Regions from separate parts of the Homo sapiens genome. Here region 2 is linked to region 1. A link is a loop called in an ENCODE intact Hi-C map of the cell type or tissue named here. Cell type or tissue: mammary epithelial cell. All regions are shown on one strand. Each heading gives the region's core, and the rest is flanking DNA. Links, peaks and the distances in the headings are about the cores only. Region 1 holds the start of WDR38 (WD repeat domain 38). Region 2 overlaps NR6A1 (nuclear receptor subfamily 6 group A member 1).

Region 1 (7,921 bases), core at 689-3,188:
ACGACAATGTGAAGGTACTGGATTCTCTGAACTGTACACTTAAAAATGGACACAACAAAGCCGGTGCAGTGGCTCACGCCTTTAATCCCAGCACTTTGGGAGGCCGAGGTGGGTGGATCACGAGGTCAGGAGTTCAAGACCAGCCTGGCCAAGATGGTGAAACCCCGTCTCTACTAAAGATACAAAAAAATTAGCTGGGTGTGGTAGCAGGTGTCTATAATTCCAGCTACTCGAGAGGCTGAGGCAGAGAATTGCTTGAACCCAGGAGGCGGGGGTTGCAGTGAGCCGAGGTTGTCCAGCCTGGGTGACAGAGAGCGACTCTGTCACACACAAAAAAGGATGCAACAGTAAGTATTACTGTGTTACATTACAGTTGTTTTTGTATGTATGTGTGTGTGTGTGTGTGTTTTTAAAGAAGGCTGAGTCCAGGCCTGTTAGAGTCTAAGCCCCAGCACCCAGATATCTCGTCCCATCTCCCAACCTGCCCAGCCCTGCCTTGCACCCGTGCCCAGCTCATCGGAGGTCACTGCAGTCAGCTCTGCAGCATGCCAGACCCTTGTGCCTCGGTCTTCCCGGCCAGGTGTGGGAGCCCCACCTGTGTGGCCACCCAGCCTCCACAGCAGCTGCCCACTCCGGGTCTCCCAGCCATACACGCAGCCATCTTCTGAGCCTGTGAGCAGCATCTGGCCATCAGGGGAGAAGGCAGAAGAGTTGACCTAGAAACAGCACAAAAGCGGTCCCATTCTGGGGAAGAAACCCCTGTCCGCTCATCTCTGACCCCTAAACACTGCCCCCCAAGAGCCTGGGGTTGGAGCTTGACTTCAAGCCTCACTCCACCACCAGAGCCCAGAACCCGGGACCCACTGGGCCCTCTCTCGAGTCCCGTAAAGCCAGAGCCTGCAGTTGGAGGCAAGAGCCTTCTCTGGAACCAGAGCCTGGAACCCCAGAGCTAAGAGCCCATTCCAGAGCCGCAGCTGACAACGGAGAGTCCAGAATCTACTCTAAGTTCTGAGTTCACTTTAGAGCCAGGGCCCCAGAAAACACCAGAGTCAGCAGGGAGCTTTGTGCCCCTCTCGAGGCAGAGCCCAGAGCCCGGGGCTCTTTTTACAGGCAGAGCTTAGAACCTAGAGCTGCTCTGGAGCTGGGGCCCGGCACTGGAGCTGAGAACCTACTTCGATCCTTCTTGGGTTAGCAAAGTCTACTCTGGACTCAATGTCCTGAGCCACTGCCCAGAGAACATTCTGGAACCCCCACTACACAGAACCAGGAACCACTCTGCATCCAAAGCCGGGAGTCTGGGCAGAGCCCGCTGGACCTCACCTCCCCGCCGTGCTGGCCGAAGAATTTCACTCTCCGCACGGCCAGCGTGGCCGGGACCCCGCTGTTCATGGGCACCCGGCCCCGCCCCGCCCCGGCGGGCTCCCTCCTAGGCGGCCGCGGGACCCCAGGACTGGGCAGAGGAAAGAGGAAACTGTGTACAGGCGGTCTCCATGGTAATCGGGGCGGGGCGTGCGGCCATGGTGGGGTCCCTGCGAAGCCACGAGGACTGACAGGCAGGCCAGACCGCTTGCAGTTCGGCGGAGGTGGAGCCGCAGCAGGCGGGACCGCGGCGGGCTGGGAGAAGGGACTTCCCGCGCCAGCGGCTGCGCGTCCACTCTAGGGCAGCTCTCGCGCGGGGCAACACGGCAGGCAGAGCGGCCACTAGAGGGCGCGCCAGCCACACGCACCGCGCGGCCCAGAGCCCGGCCCCGCGCCCTGCGGACTGCGAACTGCAAGGGGTCCCTGCACCTCTTTGATACAGGGGAGCAACGAGCCTGTCTCCCCATCTGCACAACCGGGAGCATCAGCCCTGCCCCACAGGACTCCAGGGGTGAGCCAAGCACAGGGCCTGGCACACGGTAGATGCCCAAGAGGGCCCCCTCAGGAGCCAATACCCCTTCCGTCCAGGAGTGGCCAGTACTGAGGTTAAGGATGTCCCAGGAGAGCGCTGGGGACAGTAGCCAGCTCTGTCCTCCAGGGCGTGGAAGCCAGAGGTAGTGTGTGTAAAGTACATGGCATTAAAAGTGGGGTCACGTTGCTGTTAACATTCCTGGCAGCACAAAATGTGCCATCTGAGGATGGGGTGGAGGCTGGGGCTGGGGGGCAGTTGCCCAGGAGCTGCCAGGATCCTTACCGGATAGCGCAATCTGAAGCTTGGAACGAGCAGGACTTGGTTTCATTGTTAATTTACAGGTGAAGAAACTCACCCGGAGAGCTGGGAGGACTTGCTCAGAGCCACTCAGCCAGTAGGAGTGGAACTGGGATTTCAGCCCATGGCTGTCTGACTCTGGGTGTCTGTACTGGGACCACCTGCCATGAACTCCAGGGACCTCTCAGCAGATGTTGAGGTCCGCAACTCCTGGTACATCTGGGAAACTGAGGTCCGAAGGGGGCAGGACTTGGCCCAGCCATCTAGCCGGTGCTTCCATGGCAGAGCTGGGGCAGGACCCAGTCTCCCCACTCCCACAGCAGGACAGGGAGGGAACAGAGGACCCCCCACCTGCCCCGCCCATGGATTCTAGGCTCCCTGGGGGCAGGGGTGGAGCAGCTGGGCTTTGGGAGCTTCAAACTCAAGAGTTCCCAGCGGCGACTCACACCCTCCCCCCCTAAACCTCTTTGCCAGAAACTTCTCAGGAGATCCGCTGTGCTCCTGCTATTTTAAGTCCCAGACAGTCAGGCGGGTGAGGGAGCGACAATGACAGCTTTGAGGCAGTCCCACTCCATCCCAGATCCCAGAGGGCCTAGGTCACTGTGGGACCCTTCTGAGCTGGGCCTATAAAGCTGTCCCCCCACACCCAGATGTGGCTCCCAGACACAGCTCCCCAGAGCTACTATTCCCTGGCCCTCTGGCTCTCCTGCTCAGGCACCCCCCCAACCCATGCCCCGGCCCTGGGCACATTGTCTAGCCACTTGGTTGCTCCTGCTCTATCCAGAGGGCCCAGAGCCACCTTCCCCAGCCCAGCCCTTCACTCCCAGAACCCTCAGGGTAGACCTTGTCCACCAGGCCCAGTGACTGCTTGGCCGAAGGGGTGGAGCTGGGGTCGAAACCCGTGGGCTTGGCTCAGGCATCTGTAGGTGGAACCACCAACGTGAATGCCAGGGTCCGGAGGATCATCTCCGCGGATGAAGTGGTGGAGAAGTTTCTGCCAGTTTTCCACCACTGACTATCTCTTCCTTCTCCTCAGGGAGCCTGCCGCCTTCTCTCCTGTATTTGGCCAGGCTGTCCAGGGAGAGGGCTCTACCAAGATGTCCAGGATGGATGCCGCGCTGGCTTTTCTCACTGTCACTCCATTCCCTGAAGGGGACTGGAGGTCCTGGACCAGCCTTGCCTCTCCTCAGCTACGCATGTCAACCTTAAAACACCCCACAGGGCCAGGCATGGTGTTTCATGCCAGCAATCCTAGCTCTTTGGGAGACCAAAGCAGGCAGATCATTTGAGGCCAGGAGTTCAAGACCAGCTTGGGCAAGATGGTGAAACCCCATCTCTACTAAAAACAAAACAACAACGACAACAAACCTCACAAACATCTGTTCAGCAAAAAAAAAGAAAGAAAGAAAGAAAACAATCAAGGCAGGCAAAAAAGAACCCTCTATTTATTTGGATAAGAAAAGCAAGCAAAACCCCCAAATCTCCAGAGTGGTCAACTCTCAGGAGAGGAAGGGAGGGACTAGAAAAGGCAGGACCCTTGGGGTTTTGAGGAGCCACATTCCAGCTCTAAGCTGGGCAGGGGCCCCAGGTATCTGTTGAATTGTTCTTAAAGAATCGGCCCCGCCTGTCTGGCCCCTGCCTGCCTGTCCTTACTCTTCCTGGCTTCCTTGCCCTGCCCCATTTCTTATACCCTACCTGCAGTCCTACCCCAAGTCTGGAACAGTTTAGTGGGGAGCCAGCATTTCCTGACCGGTGCCCCAAGAAGCAGAGAATGTTGTTTTGTGGCAAGAGAGGAAGTAGGAGAGGGAGTTGGAGAGCCTAATTGCCCTGGTTTCTTCGAGGTTCCAGCTCCCAGCTCCAATACCTGAGCTGCTCCTCCTGCCCTCTAGGTTTTTTTTTTTTCTAAGATGGAGTCTCTGTCTCCCGGGCTGGCTGGAGTGCAGTGGCGCGATCTGGGCTCACTGCAACCTCTGCTTCCTGGGTTTAGGCAATTCTCCTGCCTCAGCCTCCCGAGTAGCTGGGATTACAGGCACCTGCCACCATGCCCAGCTAATTTTTGTATTTTTAGTAGAGATGGGGTTTCACCATGTTGGCCAGGCTGGTCTCAAACTCCTGACCTCGTGATCCACCCACCTCGGCCTCCCAAAGTGCTGGGATTATAGGCATGAGCCACCGCGCCGTGCCTGCCCTCCAGGTTTTAAAACATACCTGTTCCCAGCCAGATGCAGTGGCTCACCCCTGTAATCCCAGCACTTTGGGAGGCCGAGGCAGGCAGATCACGAGGTCAGGAGTTCGAGACCAGCCTGGCCAACATGGTGAAACCCTGTCTACTAAAAATACAAAATTTAGCCGGACACGTGATCCGCCTGCCTTGGCCTCCCAAAGTGCTGGGATTACAGGCGTGAGCCACCGCACCTGGCCTGTCATTATCCCTCTTAAAAAGTGTGTGGACCAGAACTAGAACCATGCTCACTGTTTGGACTGACAACCACCAAGCTGAAAGGTACTGTCATCTCCAGTTTCCTAGACACTCCATCTCTAGTAATGCAGTCTGCATTACTAGAGGCATTTATGTTTCCAAGAGCTATGTTATTCACTGCAAATGCACGAGAGCTTTTTCCCATGAACTGCTGTCCAGCCAGCCCTCCCTCCCCTGTCTGGTACTCACACAATGAGTTCTTCGGAAACGCACGCAAGACCTTACATTATGCTGGTTAAAGGTCATCTTCTTGGCCCCCATCCAGCCGTCTAGTCTTGAAAGCATTTTAAAAGTCCCACTTCTATTGCACAAAGCATTAATTCTGCTGCTGTGGCAGCTGCAAATTTTATGAGCGGGCCTGTGTTCTGGTCCAGATTGGGGAAATGATCAACATGACAGGGGTAAGAACAGAGCCACGGCCGAGCGTGGTGGCTCACGCCTGTAATCCCAGAACTTTGGGAGGCCGAGGCGGGTACATCACCTGAGGTCAGGAGTTCGAGACCAGCCTGGCCAACATGGTGAAACCCTGTCTGTACTAAAAATACAAAACTTAGCCGGGCATGGTGGCATGTGCCTGTCATCCCAGCTACTCGGGAGGCTGAGGCAGGAGAATTGCTTGAACCTGGGAGGCAGAGGTTGCAGTGAGCTGAGATGGCGCCACTGCACTCCAGCCTGGATGATGAGAGCGAAATTCCATCTCAAAAGCAAACAAACAAACAAAAAACAGAGCCCTTTGGTCTATCACTAGAGACCTCCAGTGATTATCTTTTTTGCCTCCATCCATCAGAGTCATGGGCTAACCATGGGGTCAGGGAGGGTACAGTCCCTTAGGAAAGGTCCGGGTGGGGAGGAAAGTAATTTAGATTCTTTTTTTTTTTTTTTTTTGAGACAGAGTTTTGCTCTTGTTGCCCAAGTTGGAGTGCAATGGTGCAATCTCGGCTCACTGCAACCTCCGCCCCCTGGGTTCAAGAGATTCTCCTGCCTCAGCCTCCCAAGTAGCTGGGATTACAGGCACCCACCACCACACCTGGCTAATTTTTGTACTTTTAGTAGAGATGGGGTTTCACCATGTTGGCCAGGCTGGTCTCAAACTCCAGACATCAGGTGATCCACCCACCTCAGCCTCCCAAAGTGCTGGGATTACAGGCGTGAGCCACCGCACCCTGGTGGTAATGTAGATTCTACCTCAAGCAGGGTTCTCTGGTTGCAAACAACAGAAACCATGGATGGCCAAAAGGGACCAAGAAGCTCTGGGATGACGGATTGGAAAGACAGCAACACTGTCACACCAGGGAAGGGCAGGAAGCAGTGCTACTCACTCATCCCGGGAGCAGCCCAGCAAATCAGGATCCTCAGAGAGCTCGTGATTGACCCAGCTGGGGTCAGGTACCCACTTCTCGGTGAGGGGAGGGCTGTCCAGATTAAGACCTGGGATTCTTCCCCCACCTCCACCCTGGTCTGTGAATCAATCAGGAAGCTCTAGTTCAGCTTAAAACCAGCTGTCACCTGTGTAGCCTCAGAAGCCAGGCAGCTGCACCCTGATCTGACTCCGTCACCTACCACCTGTGACCTCGGGCCAGTTACTTAATGCTTCCGTGCCTCCTTTTCCTCACCTCTAAAATCAGGATAATAATTAGTACCTGCTGCATGAGGTTGGCTTTGAGGATTAATGTATGTAAAGTGCTTGGAACGGCACCTGTGCATGGTTAGCTGGGCTATCATGAAAGCGTTATCATCTCATGAGTCCACCATTTTTTACTGTAGCCCCAAAGATACCAAGAAAGGCTCCCTGGCCAGGCACGGTGGCTCACAGCTGTAATCCCAGCACTTTGGGAGGCTGAGGCAGGCAGATCACTTGAGGTCAGGAGTTCGAGACCAGCCTGGCCAACATGGTGAAACTCCATTTCTACTAAAACTGCAAAAATTTATACTAAAAAATGCAAAAAAATATATAGCCAGGCATAGTGGCATGCATCTATAGTCCCAGCTACTTGGGAAGCTGAGGCAGGAGAATCGCTTGAACCCAGAAGTCAGAGGTTGCAGTGAGCTGAGATCACACCACTGCACTCCAGCCTGGCGAGAAAGCGAGACTCCGTCTCAGAAAAAAAAAAAAACCCAAAAACGAAAAACAAACAAAAAAAACGCTTAATGTCACTAATCACTGGGAAAATGCAAATCAAAACCACAATGAGATATCATCTCACCCCAGTTAAAATGGTTTTTATCAAAAAGACAGAAAATAGGGCCAGGCAAGGTGGCTCACCCCTGCTATCCCAGCACTTTAGGAGGCTGAGGCAGGTGGATTGCTTGAGCCCAAGAGTTCAAGACCAGCCTGGGCAGCATGGTGAAAACCAGTCTCTACTAAAAATACAAAAAATTGGCCGGATGTGATGGTGTGCACATGTGATCCCAGCTACTCGGGAGCCTGAGTGCGAGGATCACCTGAGCCCAGGAGGGCCAGGCTGCAGTGAGCTGTGATCATGCCACTGCACTCCAGCTTGGGTGACCAGAGTGAGACCCGGTCTCAAACAAACAAACAAACAAAAAACAAACAAAAAACCCCACAAAAGAAAATAAAAGATGCTGGTGAGGATGTGGGGAAGTAGGGGAGAGGGGAGGATGAAGAGAGGTTGGATAATGGGTACAAAAATACACTTAGATAGGCCGGGTGTGGTGGCTCACACCTGTAATCCCAGCACTTTGGGAGGCCAAAGTGGATGGATCACCTGAGGTCAGGAGTTTGAGACCAGCCTGGCCAACATGCTGAAACCCCATCTCTACTAAAACTACAAAAATTAGCCAGGCGTGGTGGCAGGCACCTGTAATCCCAGCTAGCAGGGAGGCTCAGGCACGAGAATCACTTGAACCCAGGAGGTGGAGGTTGCAGTGAGCCAAGATCATGCTACTGCACCCCAGCCTGGGTGACAGAGTGAGACCCGGTCTCAAAAAAAAAAAAAAATAGATAGAAGGAGTAAGTTCTAGTGTCAGATAGCACAGTAAGGTAACTATGCTTTTTTGTTTTGTTTTGTGACAGGATCTCGCTTTGTTGCCCAGGCTGGAGTGAAGTGGCGCAATCACTGCTCACTAAAGCCTTGACCTCCCGGGTTCAAGTGATCCTCCCGCCCAGACTTCTTGAGTAGCTGGGGCTACAGACACATGCCACCACACCCAGCTAATTAAAAAAAAAAATTAGCTGTAGAGCTGTAGAGCTTAAAGTTGTAGAGCTGGAGTCTCACGATGTTGCCAGAAATCCT
Region 2 (7,921 bases), core at 2,109-4,608, 240 kb after region 1:
CTGCCTCACATGATAGTTAGGAGGATGAAATAGAGAAATGCAAGTTAAAGCCCCTCCCAAGGGCAGAGCATTATATAAGTGTAAAATAGGCATGGTTTTGTAAGGATGTATCTTTTTAAACCTTTTTTTTTTTTTTAAACAATGAGACATGTTTCACATATCATAATTTACTCTGTACAGTTGAGCGATGTTTGGTATATTTACCAAGTTTTGCAACCATTACCACAAATCAGTTTTAGAACATTTTCATCATCTTAATAAGGACCTTTCTGCCCTTTTACTGTTAAACCCAGCAATCCTTAATCCTACTGTCTCTATAGATTTGTCTTTTCTGGACATGTCATATAAATTGAATTATACCATATGTATTATCTGTGTCTTGCTGCTTTCACGTAGCATGGTGGTTTTGAAGTTTGTCCGTGCCATAGCACTTGAGTAGTCAGTTCCTTTTTGTGCTGAATATATTCCAGTGTATGGATATGCCATACATTTTATCTATCCATTCACCAGTTGATGAGCATTTGTGAATAATGCTACTATGAACATTCACATGCAAGTCTTTGGACATATGTTTTCATTTCTCTTGGGAATAAGGGTATATCTTTTAATTATAAAAGTACTTCATGCCTATTCTGAAAAATTATTTATTTACGGAAGTATAAAACTTGGTAAATCAAAGTTACCTCCTTAATTCAACTTCTCAGAGGTAGTGATGTTAATAATAATCATTATCATCTTCTATATCTTCTGAGCATTTGCTATATGGCAGGTACCTTATTTATATATATTCATTTATATTGTGCTACCTTATTTGTGTGTAATCAGTTATATTTATATATGTATATAAAACAATAAAACAAATTAATTGAATTTTCTTTTTTTTGGAGATGAAGTTTCGCTCTTGTTGCCCAGGCTGGAGTGCAATGGCGCAATCTTGGCTCACTGCAACCTCTGCCTCCCAAGTTCAAACGATTCTTCTGCCTCAGCCTCCCAAGTAGCTGGGATTACAGGCATGCACCACCATGCTTGGCTAATTTTGTATTTTTAGTAGAGACGGGGTTTCACCATATTGGTCAGGCTGGTCTCGAACTCCTGGCCTCAGGTGATCCACCTGCCTCGGCCTCCCAAAGTGCTGGGATTACAGGCGTGAGCCACCTCAGCCAGCCAATAAAATAAATGAATTGAATTTTCATCATAATCCTTTGAAGGCAATATGTGCCCCCCTCCCTATTTTACAGATAAGGAAACTGAAGTTTGAGGATGAAGTGTAAAGTCACACTTCTAGTAAGCAGCAGGCCAAAACTGAAACCTGGGCAGTCTGATGTATACTCTGGTTCTAGACTTTCCAAACATGCAGTTTTTTTAAAAAAAGTAAAAATTATAGTCCAGGTATGGTGGCTCATGCCTGTAACCCCAGCGCTTTGGGAGGCCAAGGCAGGCAGATTGCTTGAGCTCAGGAGTTTCAGACCAGCCTGGGAAACGTGGTGAAACACTATCTCTACAGAGATACAAAAATTAGTCAGGTGTGGTGGCAGGCGCTTGTAGTCCCAACTACTTGGTAGGCCAAGGCAGGAGGATCACTTTAGCCCAGGAGGCGGAGGTTGCATTGAGCCAAGATTGCGCCACTGCACTCCAGCCTGGGCGACAGAGGGAGACCCTGTCTCAAAAAAAATTTTTTTTTTAATTAAAATTACATACTTAATTGTGTAGCTTGTTTTATTTCACTTAATTTGTGTTAGAGATTGTTCCATGATATGATTCATGGATCTGTCTCATTGTTTTAACGAATGGTTGCGTTAATAGATATGCCAGGATTTATTTCATTCATCTTTTGTTGGTGGGAATTAGATTGTTTTTATTTGTTCTCTATTATGAATAGGGCTGCAGTGAATATCCTTGTATAATACTTTGCTTACTTATGGCATTACTTTTGTAGCGTAAAACCCTGGAAGTGGAATTTCTAGGTGAAAGAGTTTATCCATTTGAATCTTGGTGCTGCTAAATTCGTCCTCCCCCAAATGGTGGTAAATACTGCTCCCACCCCTACTCTCCTACCACCTCAACTCTGCAATCAGGGTGTAAGAGAGCCTGCTTTCCTATTCTCACCAATGCTGTATTATTTATTATGACTGTAGTGTGGGCTGTGATACAGATCATATAAATGTTCCAGGGAGAAGTTAGCATATCAGTGGCAGTGAACAAATGGCAAATAATAGTTGTTGTGTCTCGCCTCTTGATAGGTAAGGATGTGGTATTTCCCTAGACCTTCAAGAGCTGAAATATCGAGTGGCCCAAACTTTAGTTCAGATTAATTTAGGATGACTCACTTGGTTAATGATCTAAAGTGAACACTGTTGGAGACATTTCAACCATAGTGATTTCTGTTTTCTTTGACCTGTAACCTAACTGCTCTGGGCTCGTGGTTACCTTTCTTTTTCCTTTATTCTATTTTTTTTATTTTTTGAGATAGAGTCTCACTCTGTTGCCCAGGCTGGAGTGCAGTGGTGCAATCTCGGCTCAATGCAACCTCCGCCTCCCGGGTTCAAGTGATTCTCCTGCCGCAGCCTCCTGAGTAGCTGGGATTACAGGCACATGCCACCACGCCCATCTAATTTTTTGCATTTTTAGTAGAGATGGGGTTTCATTATGTTGTCCAGGGTGGTCTCGAACTTTTGTCCTCAAGTGATCCGCCTACCTCAGCCTCCCAAAGTGCTGGGATAACAAGTGTGAGCCACCGTACCTGGCCATGGTTACCTTTCAACTCATTGCTGCTTACAGTATCCTTCCCTTGCCCCCAGCTCAGTTTAAAATGAAGCCAAGTAAAGGGAATGAGAAACCAGACATTTGTGATGGATATGTAGGTTTGCCCTTTCCATTCTTTCTTTCAACAGAAACTGCCAAAATGAGGCCAGCAGCATAATGCATCGCCTGTTTAGTCTCCCCAGGGGTTGGGCTTCAGTAATCTTTGTTGCTTGGCAAGATTCTAGTTGATAAAGGTTTGGCATGGCCAGTATATATACCTGTTTAAGAGGAGGTGACTTTTTTTTATCTTGGTGCCAGTTAAGGAATCAAGGACACTGAGTGTTAGGTGTTGCTAGTTGTGGATAATCCCAGTTATCTTGCAGGTACGAGGGTCTGCCATACCTCCCAAATTTTGGAAGCCCTGGTTAGCATGTTCTGTGGATTTTGCCTTTGTCTTCTGATCACTTTTCTTCACTCCCCAGGCTTAATGTCTGCATCCTGAGGCCTTGTTGGTCTGGGGGATGCTGCCCTCTGCTGGTGGACTCTAGGACACCCACAGCGGTTTGGATGGGTCCAATCACTAGGGGAACTGACAAAGCTGTAGGGAGCCACTCATAAAGCTTTCTATAGTTTCCAACTTCATAACCCAGCCCTAAGACTTTTTCCTTTGAAAATAGCTCATCAGACACTAGAAAAGATACAAGTACAGAAACTTTCCCTGTAGCATTATTTGTAGTGGCCAAATAATAACACCTAGGTGCCCTGCGCTAGCTAATTGTGTTTCCATTCAGTTGACTGGCTTACAGCTGCTGAAATTGACTATATAAAAGACAAAAATAGAATGAAAATATTTACCACAAAACAAAAACCAGGCAGAATATACCAATTGCAGCCATTGAAGAAATGCCTTATGTAGGATAAGGGCCACCCGGGAATCTTCAAAATTGGCTCTCAAAGCTGGAGTGATTTCCTTTTATGTTAGTGGTGCTAATAAACAACGGGAGGGAGGAATTAGCTGAATGATTGGCAGCCTGGCTGAAATCTAGAATGAGTGACTTGCAGATTGACTGGGTGAAGTCTAAAAGTCTGGTTTCTAATCTCCTTACCCATCTCTCCATCTTGGCTCTTCCTCTACTGATCAGTATTTAGGTTTCTTCTGACTTTTTAAAATTGTAATAAATGTGCCTTATACGTATATTTTTGTGAACATGTGTATTTCTCTAAGATGGAGAGAAGTGGTATTTTTGGGTCACAGGGTGTGTGTAGTTTAAATGTTGGTAGATCCTGTAAGCTGTTTTCAAGTTGTACATCAACCACCAGCATTGTATGAGCATACCCATTTCTTCAAAACTTCACCACTGAAATATACCACTATTTTTAATTTTTTGCCAATCTGATGAGAAATGGTTTATAATGGTTGCTTTACTTTTGAGTTTTTATTAGTGACCTTTTCACTGTTACTCATTCTAATCATATTAGGGCATCTTTGCCTGGTCATATTCTTTGTCCATTGGGTGGTTTGCTTGTCTTTTTCCTACTGATTTTTAGGAACTCTTTATGTTTTGTAAATACTAATATATGTGTGTGTATAAGTATGTATATATATTTTGGGATCTTTGCCTTTTAGAAGTTAGACCTTTATATAGATGCAGATCTGATCATCATTTCTTTAATGATATCTGGATTTCATGTTATGCTTAGAAAGACACCCCCTCAGTATATTATAATATATATGTTTTTGTTTATGTGGTTGTGGGATTGTGATTAGTTCTAGTTCTTTTCTTTTTTTTTTTTTTTTTTTGAGATGGAGTCCCGCTTTGTCGCCCAGGCTGGAGTGCATTGGCGCGATCTTGGCTCACTGCAATCTCCGCTTCCCGAGTTCAAGCGATTCTCCTGCTTCAGCCAGTGGAGTAGCTTGGGATTACAGGCATGCGCCACCATGCCTGGCTAATTTTTGTATTTTCAGTAGAGTTGGGGTTTCACCATGTTGGTTGGCGAGGCTGGTCTTGAACTCCTGGCCTCAGGTGATCTGCTCACCTCGGCCTCCCAAAGTGCTGGGATTACAGATGTGAGCCACTGCGCCTGTCCAATTAGTTCTTTTCTATCTCAGGAAATTTCTGTTTCATGAGCTGCCAACAAGTTTTATGGCCAAATAAAACTTGGTTTTAAAACAGAAATGAGCTGGGCGTGGTGACTCACGCCTGTAATCCCAGCTTTGTGAGGCTGAGGCAGGCAGATCACCTGAGGTCAGGAGTTCAAGACCAGCCTGACCAACATGGTCATGGAGGTTGCAGTGAGCGGAGATTGTGCCACTGCACTGCAGCCTGGGCTACAGAGCGAGACTCTGTCTCAAAATAAATAAATAAATAAATAAATAAAACCTAAGATTGTACAAGTACTAAGTGGCAAAGTTTTTCTGGCTCCAAACATTCTAGCTACTGCTCATTTTAATTGTCTGAATTCCAGGAACATGTAAATTTTAACCTATAATCAGTCTTCTCTTGTTCAGCTCTTTGACAAAAGCCTTGTGACTCAGTGTCTGCTTACCAAGTTTTGTATCATTCTGGGAAAAAAAAAAAGGCAAAAACCCTTATATTTCACAAGGATTTGTTAGGTGCTTTGTGGGGGAATGGAGAAAGTTGGAAGGTTGGGATAATTAGGATTACGAAATAGTTGAAATAAATATTGTGTTGCTACTGATTATAATAACCTTTGCTAGTTTCCAGTGTTTGACCTCTATAGAATTCACCATATACACATGCAGGATTTTAAAGGTGCTATATGGGCCTTTAAGAGACCAGGATTTTACTTCTCAGTTTTGTACCTGGTGCCCACGCTGGAACCCCAACTATATGTGCCTACTCCAGTTTCCTCTCAGAGGCCTATTATCATTTTGCTGAGTGTTGATTTTCAAATCATTATGACTAGTTGTGAAACACTTACTGTAAAAAGCATCCTACCCATTTTGCTTAATTTATCTTTCTAATTAGGGCATTGTAATGATGGAATTACATTCTATGCAGTTTTTAATGCATTAGCCTGGAAGTTCAGCAATTTCTTTTTATGCTGCATTCATCTGAGCATTCTCAAAGTTACATGATAAAGAATCTAAGCTCTCCAACTTTGTATTAACTTGATCTGAATAGAAACATTCAGTGGAATCCAACTATCTTATTTGTGTGAAAAGTGAACCTCACCAGGACTGAGTAAACACCATTAAAAGAGCAATACCAGGCTTTGAATCCAGTTATATCACTGGGACCACAAGGGCAAATAAGATTGTGAAGAGCCATTTTTCCAGGAATAGGCTTGCAAGGATTGTCTTTAATGCATTTGAGTGTCTCTTGCAAAGAAGAAGGACATGGTAAATGGGAAGGTCTGTTTGGGCAGAGTTGCAGAGACTTGAAAAGCACCAACAAAAAAAGAAAATTTCAGTGTGGTAGCCAGTTCATTGAGGAGGGGTTATGATGATATTATCTTTACAGTCATTTTTGTGCCAAGCTGATTTACAAAGGGAATTTTTGCATATAGTGGCGGACTTTTGTCTATGTCAAGAGGAGCCTAAGGCAGAGTATATTTTTAGGATCTATTCTCTCAACCCGTTGGAGTTGCCTCTCTGGCTCCTGCTGACTTATCCATCTCTCATGCCACAAACCTGCCATCACCACCTGTCTTAGATTCTATCATTTATAGATTGAATAGGACAAACAGCTAATCTGATAAGTGAATCAGTGCTCTTAGAATACCCGAGGGCCAGTTGTTGGGGGATATATAAATGCTAATTAGGACTTTCAGGAAATAAATTCTCTAACTTTGAAAGTTTTTCATTCTGGCTGGTGGAGACAGAAACTATTCTTGGCCCTATGGAGCCCCAGAATTGTTCCCTCTACTCCTTTGGGATGATTTTTTCCCTGGCTTTGGGTAATTTTTCTCGTATATGTGCACTGATCAGTCCTCAGCTGAAGACTTGGAGGACCCCTCTGCAGATCTCAGCTGTGCTCTCTCTGCATAGCCCTCTCCCTCCTAGCCCTCTTCTTTGTGAACTCCAGCTGCCCTGCCTCCTGGACTCCCAGCTTCTAATCCTCAACTCTTGGGACTGTTGAGCTCTACCTGGGTTCTCCCTTCCTGTGCTCTAGGCTGGAAACTCAGGGCTTCGGTGGGTATTTGTAGGACTTCCCTTATTTGTTTCCTCTTTCTCTGGAGTCACTGTCTTTGGCCGCCTGAGGTCCAGTACCTGAAAATCATTGTTTTATATGGTTTGTCCAGCTCTGTAGTTGCCCCAGCCAGGTGACCAAATCTGGTCCCCATTACTCCATCTTGGCTAGGGTGGCAGAAGTCCATCTGTAAACTTTTATATACTTTTAAATATATGTTTTTGTAAATGAGATCAAACTGATTCTTTTCATTAACAAGATATTATAGACTTCTTTATGCCAGTAATGTTCTTTGTATTATACAGATTTATTAGCCATCCCCCTATTGATTGCAAAGTTTGAGCTTTTCTTTTAATTTTTATTTACTTATTTATTTTTTGTTTTGTTTGAGATAGAGTCTTGCCCTGTCACCCAGGCTGGAGTGAAAGTGGCTTGCTCACGCCTCAGTGCAGCCTCAACCTCCCAGGCTCAAGCGATCCTCCCACCTCAGCCTCCCTAGTAGCTTGGACTACAGGTGTGTGGCACCATGCCTGGCTAATTTTTGTGTTTTTTATTTTTATTTATTTTTTTAGAGACGGTCTTGTCATGTTGCCCAGGCTGGTCTCAAACTCCTGGGCTCAAGCAATCTGCCCACCTTGGCCTTCAAAAGTGGTGGTATTATAGGTGTGAGCCACCACACCAGGCCTTAATTTTAATTTTAATTTTAATTTTATTTTAGAGACAGGGTTGCTCTCTTGCCCATGCTGGAGTGCAGTAGCACCTTCTTAGCTCACTGCAGCATCAAACTTCTGGGCTTAATTGGTCCTTCCGTGTCAGCTCCCAAATAGATGGGACTACAGGTATGTGCCACCACATCCAGCTAAATTTTAAATTTTTTGTAGAGATAGGGTCTCACCATGTTGGCCAGGCTGGTCTCAAACTCCCGGCCTCAAGCGATCCTTCCTCTTCAGCCTCCCAAAGGCTGGGATTACAGGTATAAGCCACCACTCCTGGCTTTGAATTTTAAAATTTATTTAGCTACTATA

What was found. A loop is a pair of places that touch in the nucleus more often than their neighbours do. Peaks named below come from ENCODE experiments on the same cell type or tissue, not always from the same donor. Only the 100,000 strongest peaks of a DNase experiment are listed, where the experiment ranks them.
Region 2: a loop joins it to region 1, with 8 times the contacts of the local background. A loop is called at or near these places in 23 of 110 quality-filtered maps.

What each region holds. Positions count from the first base shown.
Region 1 is chr9:124,847,000-124,854,920 of GRCh38, reverse strand. It overlaps WDR38 (WD repeat domain 38), which reads right to left and starts at 1,461. Exons shown (of 9, transcript NM_001045476.3): 1 at 1,321-1,461; 2 at 596-716. The coding sequence starts at 1,389. RefSeq lists a silencer at 1,360-1,409. In mammary epithelial cell, for the core only: CTCF peaks have their summits at 1,710 (motif pointing right) and 1,910; DNase peaks (open chromatin) are centred at 1,690 and 1,930; H3K4me3 peaks cover 948 bases.
Region 2 is chr9:124,613,025-124,620,945 of GRCh38, reverse strand. All of the region lies in intron 2 of NR6A1 (nuclear receptor subfamily 6 group A member 1), which reads left to right. Among named protein-coding and RNA genes, the nearest start is that of MIR181A2HG, 41 kb to the left of the region's middle. RefSeq lists an enhancer at 2,796-3,297. In mammary epithelial cell, for the core only: a CTCF peak has its summit at 3,277 (motif pointing left); a DNase peak (open chromatin) is centred at 3,275.